Linked DNA regions of Homo sapiens: region 1 is linked to region 2. The links are chromatin contacts, found by Hi-C or POLR2A ChIA-PET in ENCODE. All regions are on one chromosome and are shown on one strand. The core of a region is the stretch at or near the end of the contact, and the rest is flanking DNA. Distances in the headings are between cores, read along the strand shown.

Region 1 (3,473 bases), core at 714-3,213, 100 kb before region 2:
TTTTAGTAGAGACTGTGTTTCACCATGTTGGCCAGGATGGTCTCGATCTCCTGACCTTGTGATCCGCCCGCCTCAGCCTCCCAAAGTCCTGGGATTACAGGCATGAACCACCGCGCCCGGCCGGTCCTGGGCAAGTTTCTTATCCTCTCTGTGCCCCAATATTCTGACCTATAAAATGGGCACGGCCCTAGTGAGCCTTCATAGGAATAGATTAGTTAACACAAGTTAACTGTTAGAACCTTGCCTGGCAGATAGTAGGCACTTATAGCTGCTTGTTATCATCATTTTTCCTTTGTTCCCGGCTCTGTACAGGGTATGGGTGACACAGAAATGAATCAGCCTTAGTCCCTACTTAGGCTGCATTCGTGATCTAGTGAAGGAGACAAACCCTGGATGGTGGTACATGCTTGTAGTCCTACCTACTCAGAAGGTTGAGGCAGGAGGATCACTTGAGTCCAGGAGTTCAAGGCTGCAGTGAGCTGTGATTGCACCACTGCACTTTAGCCTGGGTGATAGAGAGAGACCTTGTCAAAAAAACAAAAGCTAGGGATAGTGGAGGGAGTAAGTTTAGGGGAGTGGGGAATAGAGTTGATGGGTATTGTTTAGGCAATTGAAAGAGTACTTCATGAGGGAAGTGGGTTTTGACCTGTGCTTGGAAGGTCAGATGCAATTTTGACATTAGGAAAGAATGGACTAAGCCAAAAGTGCTGTGTGTGACCAGGACACAGAGCAGGATGGAGATGAGACTGGAAAAAGAGCTCATCACTTTGTAAACTTCGGTCTATCTGACATCAGCCAGCAGCTCTCTTTCCCCCACGTGGCTCTACAACTCTTCCTCCACTCTAGCTGAAATGCCTTCATTAGAGATGATCTCAGCCAATGAATATGTACTAGTCACCTGTTGCGTGCAGAGAACCCTGTTCAAAATAGAAATATGCCCTGGAGGCTTCTGCTGTCAGTCATTCCATCTCGATATCGATGCATTTTAATGGCTAGTGACTTCCTAATGCCTAGCTGAATTCTGCTCTGAGAAATGGGAAGTTTTATTCTAGAAAAGGGTAGGCCAGGCGCAGTGGCTCACGCCTGTAATCCCAGCACTTTGGGAGGTCAAGGCGGGCGGATCACAAGGTCAGGAGTTCGAGACCAGCCTGGCCAATATGGTGAAACCACGTCTCTACTAAAAATACAAAAATTAGCCAAGCATGGTGTGGCGCCTGTAATCCCAGCTACTCCGGAGGCTGAGGCAGAAGAATCACTTGAATCCGGGAGGCAGAGGTTGCAGTGAGCTGAGATCATGCCACTGCACTCCAGCCTGGGCGACAGAAGCGAGACTCCATCTCAAAAAACAGAAAAAAAAAACGGGTAATGGAGTCTGGGGCCTACGAGATGGGGGATGAGCAGGGATGGGACTGGACACTGAATGTCCAAGGGTAAGAGGAGGCCTGTAGAGAAGGAAACACGCATTCACAATGGCCCTGCTAAGGACTGTCCTGCCATTTTCACATACTATAAGGTAAGCACTATTACTGTCTCCGTTTTACAGATGAGAAACCCAGGGCACAGTGAAGGATTAAGTAACTAGCCCATGCTTCCATCGCTAGAAGAGGCAGAGGCAGGATTCCAACCCAGGCAATCTGGCTCTAAGACACAGGGGAGGAGGCTTCCTGCCAAGGTCTTGTGGTAGATTCTCTAGACCATTCTCAAATGGGGGGTGATGTTTGCCCCACAACAGGGGTCATTTGGCAATGTCTGGAGACATTTTTATTGTTATAGCTGAACAGGAAAGTGCTACTGGCATCTGGGAGGAGGCTGCTAAACATCTCACAATGTGTTACCCTGTCCCAAATGTCAGTCGTGTTGAGGCTGAGAAACATGGTTTAAATGAGTCAGAGGCTGGCCACAGTGGCACGTGCCTGTAGTCCCAGCTACTCAGGAGGCTGCGGTGGGAGGATTGCCTTAACCCAGGAGTTCAAGACTAGACTGGGTGATATAGCAAGACCTCTGTCTCAAATAAAGAAGTAAAAAATAAATGAATCAGAGACTAGTAAATCTACCTCCTCTCAGATTTAAGGTCTCAGCCTCAGAGCTGAGAGAAGAAGAAATAGGGCAAGGAATCAGAAGGAAGCCTGCACTTCCTGGCTCAGCTGCTATAACAGAGACTCATAGCACATGGGCTCCATTAAAAGAAACTTCTTTCCTGTGCACGTAGCTGTCAAGAGGTGGCAGGTGGCTCTGTGTGTGAGGCCGGCCGGGGCCCAGGATTCCCTTGCCTTTTTGCTTAGTCATTCCTGGATGTTGGCCATGTTTGTGGGATTGGAGTTGGTTCACCAACTTCAAATCTGCATTCCTGTCAAAATTGTACCTAGGCTGGACATGGTGGCTCACACTTGAATCCCAGCACTTTGGGAGGCCAAGGTAGGAGAATTGCTTGAGCCCAGGAGTTCAAGACCAGCCTGGGCAACATAGAGACACCCTGTTTCCACAAAAAAAAAAAAAGAAAAAGAAAAAGGATTGTGCCTGACTTTTCAGGCACAGATAAAAACTGATTTCCTTCATGAAGCCCCCTGCTAGTTGCCTAACCAATACCCACCACCCCAATTCCCACTCCCTTAACCCTCCTCCCTCCACTACCCCGGCCTTCTTGCTTGCCAACAGAACTACCATTTTTTTTGTTAATTATTTTTCTTATTCCTTTGAATGTTGAGTGTTTGTCTTTTTCTTATTTATTTGCCAAGCTCTTTGTATATTAAGATATTAACTAAGGTGATATTAACTACTGATTATTGTTATTCCTCCAGGAAAAGCCATGGAGACTTCAGCATCCTCCTCCCAGCCTCAGGACAACAGTCAAGTCCACAGAGAAACAGAAGATGTAGACTGTACGTTTGCCTTCTCTGACCCTCTGGGCAAAACCACATGGGAGGTGGAGTCCAAAAGTAGAAGGGACAGAAGAAGACCCTGCTCAACTCACGTTGCACAGGGCCTCAAATCACAGCTGAAATGGGGAAGTAGTGGTTTTACACACATGCACACACACATTTGCATGGTCCAATCTGTCCTCCTGTGCTGTCTAGCTATGGGGACCCTCAGCTGCTTGCCAAATCTCAAGAATTCTCTGGGGGCTTGGGCTGGCACTAGGGAGCACCCCTAGAAGGTGGAGAGGGTCCTGTGTGACCCCAGAATGGGGAATGGGAAGGTTTAGGACTTGATCACACCTCATCTTGGCTGTAATGTACAGAGGATCCTAAATTAGCAACTACTCTACAGAATCTAGCTGTCTCTGGGCAAGGCAGGGGGCTTAGAAACCCCTTTTCTGGCCGGGCGCGGCGGCTCACGCCTGTAATCCCAGCACTTTGGGAGGCCGAGGCGGGCAGATCAGAAGGTCAGGAGATCGAGACCATCCTGGCTAACACGGTGAAACCCCGTCTCTACTAAAAATACAAAAAATTAGCCGGGTGTGGCGGTGGGCGCCT
Region 2 (3,734 bases), core at 610-3,109:
TAACAGTGAAAACTGTGTGTGTGTGTGTGTGTGTGTGTGTGTGTGACAGTCTCTGGCCCCCATGCTGGAGTGCAGTGGCACGATCATAGCTCACTGCAGCCTCAAACTCCTGTGCTCAAGTGATCCTCCCGCCTCAGCCTCCTTAGTAGCTGAGACTAGAGGCATGTGTCACCATGCCCAGCTAATTTTGTTTTATTTTTATAAAGATGAGGTGTCACTCTGTTGACCAGGGTGGTCTTGAACTCCTTGGCTCAAGCCATTCTACTGCTTTGATTTCCCAAATTACTGAGATTACAGGCATGAACCACCATGCCTGGCCAGGGAAAAATTTTAAACATGTCTTTCTTTTGAGAAAATTATTATTGAAAAGTTGGTTAAAAGTAATTTCTGAAGAACAAATGATATTATCAGTTTTACAGGTGTCTTACTGTAACTCTTAGAAGTTGTTAAAGTTTACTATTGAGCGCACCACTAAAGACTAGGGAATTTTTCTTTTTCTTTTCTTTCTTTCTTTTTTTCTGAGACTGAGTTTTGCTCTTGTTACCCAGGCTGGAGTGCAATGGCGTGATCTTGGCTCACTGCAACCTCTGCCTCCTGTGTTCCAGCAATTCTCCTGCCTCAGCCTCCCAAGTAGCTGGCATTACAGGCATGTGCCACCACGCCTGGGTAATTTTGTATTTTTAGTAGAGACTGGGTTTCTCCATGTTGGTCAGGCTGGTCTTGAACTCCCGACCTCAGGTGATCCGCCCACGTCGGCCTCCTAAAGTGCTGGGATTACAGGCGTGAGCCACCGCATCCGGCCGATGGGAATTTTTCTATTTGAAAGCCATTGACTCCAGAAGGAAGTGTAGGGGAGCTGGCTGAATCAGATGGTTACTTTTTTTTTTTTGAAGCAGAATCTCACTCTGTCACTCAGGCTGGAGGACAGTGGTGCGATCTCGGCTCACAGCCACCTCTGCTTCCTGGGTTCACATGATTCTCGTGCCTCAGCCATCTGAGTAGGGAATACAGGTGTGCACCACCACATCCGGCTAATATAGATGGTTACTTCTTGAAACTGCTTTGGTAAGATGTAAACTTGGGGGAATACCTCTTCTCTTGAGGACACATCTCCTCTGCCAAATGAGTGATGCCAGTGTGTAGAATGAATGATTCACTTATATTCTGTGTCCTTATCTTTGAGGAGGGCTAATTTTTTTTAACCACTTGTTGAATATGCAAGATTTACTGTGAAAATTAATGCCTTTAGTATGAAAGAGAAATTAGTGTGGAAATTGTTAGTGTTTCCAGGTGATTTTTTTCCCCCTTCCTTCCTACTTCATTATGTAGCTTTTTTTTTTTTTTTTTTAACTTCGCTGTTACTTGGCTATCTGAATAATCATTCCTAAACCATATTTTATTTGTACATTGTGTGTTTTGGTACTTGTGTTAATGGTGTACTTTGAATACACATCTGTTTATTTTAAAAATCAGCAGTTGCTGACTAGATGAAGAAAACAATGACTGATTTGAAGGTGAAAAGAAAAACTCGGGTTAAAAAAGAGTCCAGACAATGTGATTTAAAATGAAAATAATTTAAGCTTATTTGTGGTGAGAGTTAAAAATAAAGTTGGCTCCAGGTATCATTTGTGGAACTGATTTGTTTTAGCATAATTGTTTTTGAACTAGCTCGTTTTTAACTTGTATTTTTAAAGTTACACTTTTAAAATGTAGGAGTCTGTTTTGTAAACTTGTACAGCCCCTGCTAACTTTTAGAAGAGTAGAGTGGCTTATTTCTTCATGTGTGTTTATTCTGGGCTGTCATCTGATGAAGTTACCAGTTTGTGGTCAGAAATTGAGAAAGAGGAGTGAGGAAACGAAAAATATTGACACGTACACATCACCTTGCAGTGCATGAGAGTGCCCTTTTGGACTGGTTAGGAAACTAACATTTGAGCATATTTGCTCAGCAGAAACTTTTTATGTGTGAAAGTTATTTTTTTTCCAGTGTTGTGACCACTTAAAATTTATTTATTTGTTTTGTTTGTTTGTTTGTTTGTTTGAGACAGGGTCTCACTCTGTTGCCCAGGCTGGAATGCAGTGGCACAATCATGGCTCACTGCAACCTGGACCTCCCTGGGCTCAGGTGATCCTCCCACTTCAGCCTCTTGAATAGCTGGGACTACACATGTGCTACACCGTGCATGGCTGATTTTTTGTAGAGATGGGGTTTCTCCATGTTGTCCAGGCTGGTCTCAAGCTTCTAGGCTCAAGCAGTCTGCTTGCCTCAACCTCTCAAAGTGCTGAGATTACAGGGGTGAGCCACCATGCCTGGCCTGAATTTCTTTTTTTTTTTTTTTGAGATGGAGTCTCGCTCTGTCGCCCAGGCTGGAGTGCAGTGGCGCGATCTCAGCTCACTGCAGCCTTCGCCTCCTGGGTTCCCGCCATTCTCCTGCCTCAGCCTTCCGAGTAGCTGGGACTGCAGGTGCCCGCCACCACACCAGGCTAATTTTTTGTATTTTTAGTAGAGACGGGGTTTCACCATGTTAGCCAGGATGGTCTCGATCTCCTGACCTCGTGATCTGCCCGCCTCGGCCTCCCAAAGTGCTGGGATTACAGGCGTGAGCCACCACGCCTGGCCGGTAATGAAGATTTTAATAATGACTTTAAAAACCAGGCACAGTGGCTCACTCCTGTAATCCTAGCACTTTGGGAGGCCAAGGTGGGTGGATCATTTGAGGTCAGGAGTTTGAGACCAGCCTGGCCAACACATTGAAACCCTTTCTCTACTAAAATCACAAAAATTAGGCTGGGCGTGGTGGCTCACACCTGTAATCCCAGCGTTTTGGGAGGCTGAGGCAGGTGGCTCCTGAGGTCAGGAGTTTGAGACAAGTCTGGCCAACATAGTAAAACCCGTCTCTACTAAATATACAAAAAATTAGCCGGGTGTGGTGGTGTGTGCCTATAATCCCAGCTACTCGGGAGGCTGAGGCAGGAGAATCATGTGAACCCGGGAGGTGGAGGTTGCAATGAGCCGATATTGTGCCATTGCACTCCGGCCTGGCAATAGTGTGAGACTCTGTCTCAAAAAAAAAAAAAAGACAAATACAAAAATTAGCAGGGCGTTGGTGGTGCGCACCTGTAGTCCCAGCCACTCAGGAGGATGAGGTAGGAGAATTACTTGAACCTGGAGGCAGAGGTTGCAGTGAGCTGAGATCGTGCCACTGCACTCCAGCGTGGGTGACAGAGGAAGACTCCACCTCAAAAAAAAGACTTAAAAGAAACCGGTAATATCGTTATTATATTTCTGCCTGTCTTAATTCTTTATCCATTTGCTGTAGATTATAATGTTAGCTGCATGAATGAAAGATTATATTTTTCCAGCTACTCAGGAGGCTGAGGTGGGAGGATTGCTTGAGCCCAGGAGTTTGAGGCTACAGTGAGCTATGATGAAGCTACTGCACTTCCAGCCTAGGTGACAAAGGGAGACTCCGTCTCTAAAAAACAAAGATTAGATTTTTGATACACCATCTATTAGTATATTATTTAATGAGTAAAAAGAAAGGATAAGTTATAAAAAAGCATTAAGAATATGACTGCTCTAATGAATTTAAGCTAAATCCTTTGTTGTTTAGAAGTGAAGTAAAAATCTCTTAAATATGAAGAAAAATTTTAATTGCTTGTGATATATAAGACATGGTATATACAGTCTTTTTCTTTCCTCCACACAGAGGTCTGATGCATTATTTACAAAC

Evidence for each region. A loop is a pair of places that touch in the nucleus more often than their neighbours do. ChIA-PET counts read pairs that join two places held with the same protein, here RNA polymerase II (POLR2A). Pooled maps may share reads with other maps.
Region 1: a loop to region 2 is called in a pooled map, with 2.8 times the contacts of the local background. The contact joins two enhancer-like sites. A Hi-C loop is called at or near these places in 2 of 50 pooled maps. POLR2A ChIA-PET finds 5 or more read pairs at or near these places in 3 of 52 experiments (H1, HCT116 and activated CD4-positive, alpha-beta T cell).

The regions. Positions count from the first base shown.
Region 1 is chr3:12,749,166-12,752,638 of GRCh38, reverse strand. It overlaps TMEM40 (transmembrane protein 40), which reads left to right. Exons shown (of 12, transcript NM_018306.4): 2 at 2,799-2,879. The coding sequence starts at 2,807. Among named protein-coding and RNA genes, the nearest start is that of TMEM40, 8.4 kb to the left of the region's middle. RefSeq lists a silencer at 2,869-3,018 and an enhancer at 3,289-3,338. Within about 2 kb of position 1,963, at least 15 of the 41 ENCODE cell types and tissues checked have a DNase peak (open chromatin) inside an H3K27ac peak, as active enhancers do.
Region 2 is chr3:12,645,901-12,649,634 of GRCh38, reverse strand. The region is part of intron 1 of RAF1 (Raf-1 proto-oncogene, serine/threonine kinase); the gene reads left to right. Among named protein-coding and RNA genes, the nearest start is that of RAF1, 16 kb to the left of the region's middle. RefSeq lists an enhancer at 858-907. Within about 2 kb of position 1,859, at least 5 of the 41 ENCODE cell types and tissues checked have a DNase peak (open chromatin) inside an H3K27ac peak, as active enhancers do.